Linked DNA regions of Homo sapiens: region 1 is linked to region 2. Evidence: chromatin loops called from intact Hi-C (ENCODE). Cell type or tissue: IMR-90. All regions are shown on one strand. Each heading gives the region's core, and the rest is flanking DNA. Links, peaks and the distances in the headings are about the cores only. Region 1 overlaps BTBD9 (BTB domain containing 9). Region 2 overlaps ZFAND3 (zinc finger AN1-type containing 3).

Region 1 (2,825 bases), core at 245-2,744, 240 kb before region 2:
CGATGCGGGCTCTTTTTTGGTTCCATATGAACTTTAAAGTAGTTTTTTCCAATTCTGTGAAGAAAGTCATTGGTAGCTTGATGGAGATGGTATTGAATCTATAAATCAATAGAAAAAGAGGGAATCCTCCCTAACTCATTTTATGAGGCCAGCATCATCCTGATACCAAAGCCTGGCAGAGACACAACGAACAAAGAGAACTTTAGACCAATATCCTTGATGAACATTGATGCAAAAATCCTCAATAAAATACTGGCAAACCGAATCCAGCAGCACATCAAAAAGCTTATCCACCATGATCAAGTGGGCTTCATCCCTGGGATGCAAGGCTGGTTCAACATACGCAAATCAGTAAATGTAATCCAGCATATAAACAGAACCAAAGACAAAACCACATGATTATCTCAATAGATGCAGAAAAGGCCTTTGACAAAATTCAACAATCCTTCATGCTAAAAACTCTCAATAAATTAGGTATCGATGGGACGCATCTCAAAATAATAAGAGCTATCTATGACAAACCCACAGCCAATATCATACTGAATGGGCAAAAACTGGAAGCATTCCCTTTGAAAACTGGCACAAGACAGGGATGCCCTCTCTCACCACTCCTATTCAACATAGTGTTGGAAGTTCTGGCCAGGGCAATTAGGCAGGAGAAGGAAATAAAGGGTATTCAATTAGGAAAAGAGGAAGTCAAATTGTCCCTGTTTGCAGATGATGTGATTGTATATCTAGAAAATCCCATTGTCTCAGCCCAAAATCTCCTTAAGCTGATAAGCAACTTCAGCAAAGTCTTAGGATACAAAATCAATGTACAAAAATCACAAGCATTTTTATACACCAATAACAGACAAACAGAGAGCCAAATCATGAGTGAACTCCCATTCACAATTGCTTCAAAGAGAATAAAATACCTAGGAATCCAACGTACAAGGGACGTGAAGGACCTCTTCCTTCGACCATTTCTTCATGCCTTCCCCTATATCCATCTTCACTCCTTCCTGAAATTGTGGACAAGAAGATGATGATCAGATTAGTCTGTTTGCAGCACTCAGAGCAGGCTCAGAATAGTTTAGTGGAATCACTTGTGTCTTTGGTCTCCCACTGGGCCCTAAGTGGCGTGAGCCAGGACCACTACAACCTAGAAGGAGGCCCTGCCTTCCTGCTTTGTAATTCGCTCTCCTCCATCTCTCCTGACTCTTCTCCTTTATTCTGTTCTTTACAACAAAGTGGTAAGCAGATCCATCCTTTTCTCTCCTTGGATACCCTTATTTTTTGTTTCCTAGGGCAGTAAGAGTAAGAATCTTTAATGAAACCAATTTCTAACTCAGCTCAGGGGCAGCTCAGTGCTAGGCAATGGGGGGCAATGATCTCCCTATATTTACTCTGATTCTCTGGTATGGTCATCCCCTTTTATCTGTGGTTTTGCTTTCTGTGGTTTTAGTTGCCTGTAGTCAACTGTGGTGCATGATATTAAATGGAAAATTCCAGAAGTAAACAATGGAAAAGTTTTAAATTGCATGTCATTATCTCTACTTTTGAATTGCATGACTGTGTAATGAGATTTCACACTGGCCTGCTCCATCCTCCCTGGAATGTGAAGCATCCCCTTGTCTGACATGTGCAGCTGGACCGTAGTCCAGGAGTCACTTAGTAGCCATCTCAGTTATCAAATCAAAACAATATAGTATACAAAATATAGGGTTGTATACTATCTGTGGATTCAGTCATCCACTGGGGGGTCTTGGAATGCACCCCACATGGATAAAAGGACATTACTGTACTACAAAGTGTACTGGGTTGATTCTTCCTTACATTATAGTGGTAAGAACCAAGAATAAGCTTTGGATGTTGACAAAGGGACAGAGAAGGCCTCCTGGCTTGCTTTGGTTTGAAGCTGTTCAGGCATAAGCAACTTGGGAACAGGGAGTGCTCCATGTCCTATACACCCTTTGCATTAGGGTTTTGGGCCAAAAATTGTACAAGTACCAACAATAAAGTATCCCTTTGCTTCTCATTTGCTGGAACTTTCCTTGGCATATACTTACCTCAGGAACCTTGTGAGAAGGGTTGGTTGGGATCTAGAACAATAGCTCTAATTCCTTTAGACAGTTATATACCATTTAATTGTCCTCTGATGTCCAATGCAAACCTCTTGTCATTTCTTTTCCTGATATCTGACCTTTCTGTATTCATCTCCTTTCTGAGGTTAAAAGATAATAAAGAGCATATAATCAAGTACTGTTTTTATTAGAAGGTTCATAGGAACCCTGTTAGAAATAGATAAACCATCATCTATAAAGAATTGTTTGAGAATTGGTGGTAACCAGATAAATAATATCTTGTTGATAATAGCCCTACTAGTAAAATAGGAAAATGACTTTGTCACGGTTGTGTTCACTGTAGTGAGATTTTAGCTGTATACATTAGACTCAGAGACAAGCAGAAAATTCATGGAGATTAGTTGCATCTATTTGAGAAGAACGTGTTTAACAGAGTCATCCATTTAAAATTGGTTTCATTAAAGAGTCTAAATGAGTAGTTCTGTTAAAATGCCAAGTACTATAAGGTTTTTATTGTTCTGTGGTCATAGACTGCCCTGGCCAGCTATCTTGTAAAATGCTTTTTATAATTACAGTAGACAGAGCTGGCAACAGGATAGATCTGTACAAATCCATTTTCTCCTGGTCACCAACAAACAACTCAGCACTGTGTACTTAATTAGTGTGTTTTAGTCTATAGTGTCATCTTCCTCTATAACTGATATATTATTATTTTACTACTGTCATATTAACTGCCTTATCAAAGACTATAAAACTTTA
Region 2 (2,825 bases), core at 232-2,731:
GTCAACCAAGCTCCACACACCAGCATTCTAGAAATTCCCACCCTAAACAATTTCTAGAAAATTAAAACATGGATATGAGATAGAATCTGCACCTTTCCTAGATTAGTGGTGTTTGCTGAGTTCTTGAATGACTCAATACTGCTTACACAACAGTTCATATTACAGAAAAAGAAAAGGCAGGAATTTGTATTAAGTACAATAAGAGAATTACATTAATGAGGATCTCCCATATGCTAATTAAGCAACCTAAGTTTACTATTTCGTCAGTGTCTAAATATAAACAATATTGATAACTCAGAACATGGGTACCTAAGAAAACAAATCACCCTCTCTCCCTTTTTGAGGATTATTTTTAAGACTTTCAAAGCTAAAATACACAATTATTATATATGTATTATCTTGGTTGCTTAGAAACCGTGAGACACGTCCTGAATAAGCAAAATTAGAGCAGCATAAGGAGGGAACCCTTTGTTAAAAAGAAGTTTAGAGAAAAATGCCTTGGCTATGATAATATATTTTGAAAATGAGACTGCAAAGTAAAGAAACATAATAGAAGATTCGGGATGTCACATGTGAAGATATTTTCTTAAGCAAAATACTTTTAAGTATTTCTTACTGCTCTCGAGTTACACACTTCAGCTATAGTTCACCAAGGAAAAAGAACTTTAATGCATGTATAAAACTTCCATAATCCCATGCATCAAAAAAGCCACCAAGAAAGAAAAGCAGGCCTATATTTATGAACCCCGAAAGCTCAACAGGAAATCAACTTTACACTAGGCCCAGGAAGTGTAAAAACTTAAATTTCCAGTAAACTGTGACTATTTAACAGCACAAATTAGAAGCAAGACAACCATCAACAATCCTATACATGTAATAGGAACCTTCTTATGTGCTGCTATTTCCATACTTAGAAAAAATAAAAATAAAAATAAAACCCTTTTTGGGAAGTGGTATGAGAACAATTGTATGTATCAAATTAAAAGTCAAATTTGAAGTATTAATCAAAAAGGCCTATGGGAAAATAAATACCATTCAATGAACAAGCTACAATTCCTGCTGAGGACTCAACTTAATTCCTCTTTTGTCTAGATCAACTTTTTAAAATGCCTAGAAGTCCCTATTTGGGGAGAAGATCCATTATCAGCTTTTGACAAAGAATCTTTTTTTCTTCCCCTTTTTAAAATATTAATTTTGAAGCCACACTGGAAAAAATGATCTTGTTTATTTTTAGTTACATTGGTCAAGAATCTTTCAAAAGATACTGCATATTTTTCAAGACAAGCCAGCAAACACATGATGTGCTCCCTCTGCTGGCTTTGCAGTAGTTCTTTCTTAGATGCTCCTTATATCTTGAACTGGAAATGCAAATACTTTTTTCCTAATAAAATAACTATCAAAGGGTGATACATCCCAGTATAATATATCAGGCGGCTTTTCAGTAAAGCAGGTTTAGCAACAGTATATTAGGCCAACCCCAATGGACTTTATCCTTTCTTATTCTGCATTATTTTCTTGCATTTTAACATCTCCATTTCTTGCATGGGTTGGAGTAGAGGTGGAGAAGGTAAAAGCTTCATACAAAGAGAAAAGGAAGAGACTAGTTTGCCCCACTAAATAAAAACACTGTAGATGCAATCTGGCACATTTAAGTTCACACAAAAGATGAAACTGAATGTAAAACATAATAGGCTTTTCTTAAAAAGCTGAGGAAATCACTGTTTAAGAAGCCCAACATTGTACTACCACTTTTTTTCAGATCCCTAAATGGACAAAAGGTTAGAAAATCAATGCACAAGCTAGAAAATATTTTTTCATTAGAAGTCTTTTTAAATTCTAGAATTTTAAGTCATTTGTAAAATAAAATTTATTTTGAAACAGTAAGTACCCTTTTAAACAAAGCTTTAACTCTGCTTGTTTAAATAAGCTATTAATTTTAATTATTTTGCCAAGTGCCATTAAATAAATGTCACAAGAGTTGTCATAGAGATACCCTGTGATTGACTGACTGACTGAGCTATCCCTGAAAGCTTTCAGAGAGAACATGAAAATCTACCTGCTTCTTGGCTATCAGTAAAACAAAAGATAGAAGGAGTTTCAATTCAAGGCACAGTTGCTAATTATGTAACAAGTACAGTCAATTATAGGCACTGACATAGAAAACTGTGGATTGGCATGTAAAATTCAGTACAAATAGAGAAATGAGTAAATGGAAAGGTGAATAATCTTTTCAGACACAGCTGAATTACTGCTTTAAACTACTAGCTGTCACACACATGCTGTTCTAATTACCTGGTTAAAGCAGCCTGCAGGCCATTCCTTGTGAACCCCTGTCTTAAAATGAGGTGACGAGGGGAAGGTTGCAATAAATATAAGTTCTATTAACTAGGTCAAACAAGTGGCTGGTGCAATGACATCAACTCTAGCTAGAGAAACATTTCAACTTGATTTACACAGAGAAAGGCAAAATTTCCTTTTTTAAAAAAATAATGAAGATTGGAAAAGCTGGATTAATATTTTCCAGCCTATTCCTGAATACAACATCCCTTCTCATTATAGATGAGAGTCTATATTATATGATGTTTAGTTTCTAGAGAGAGTAAACTAAATCCAACCCCTTTCTGATCTTCTTACAGGTCTAAATAAATTATTTCAAACAGCTCTCAGGAATTTAGCTCTTGGATAAGAGTTTACTTGCAGCCATTTTGGTTAATGTGTTTAAATTTTTCAGCTAGCAGGCTTCCATTTTTTTTCAGTAAGTTTCTCACTGCCTTCCTAAAGGATACAGCTTTAGCCCACAAAGTAACTATGACAGCCTTTGTATT

The links. Hi-C counts contacts between places; a loop is a spot of excess contacts. Peaks named below come from ENCODE experiments on the same cell type or tissue, not always from the same donor. Only the 100,000 strongest peaks of a DNase experiment are listed, where the experiment ranks them.
Region 1: it touches region 2 in a loop (3-fold over the local background); 2 of 110 quality-filtered maps call a loop at or near these places.

The regions. Positions count from the first base shown.
Region 1 is chr6:38,272,211-38,275,035 of GRCh38, reverse strand. All of the region lies in intron 8 of BTBD9 (BTB domain containing 9), which reads left to right. Among named protein-coding and RNA genes, the nearest start is that of BTBD9-AS1, 210 kb to the left of the region's middle. In IMR-90, for the core only: no CTCF peak of the experiment used is centred there; a DNase peak (open chromatin) is centred at 1,545; H3K27ac peaks cover 555 bases.
Region 2 is chr6:38,032,991-38,035,815 of GRCh38, reverse strand. All of the region lies in intron 2 of ZFAND3 (zinc finger AN1-type containing 3), which reads right to left. Among named protein-coding and RNA genes, the nearest start is that of ZFAND3, 210 kb to the right of the region's middle. In IMR-90, for the core only: a CTCF peak has its summit at 1,313 (motif pointing left); a DNase peak (open chromatin) is centred at 1,305.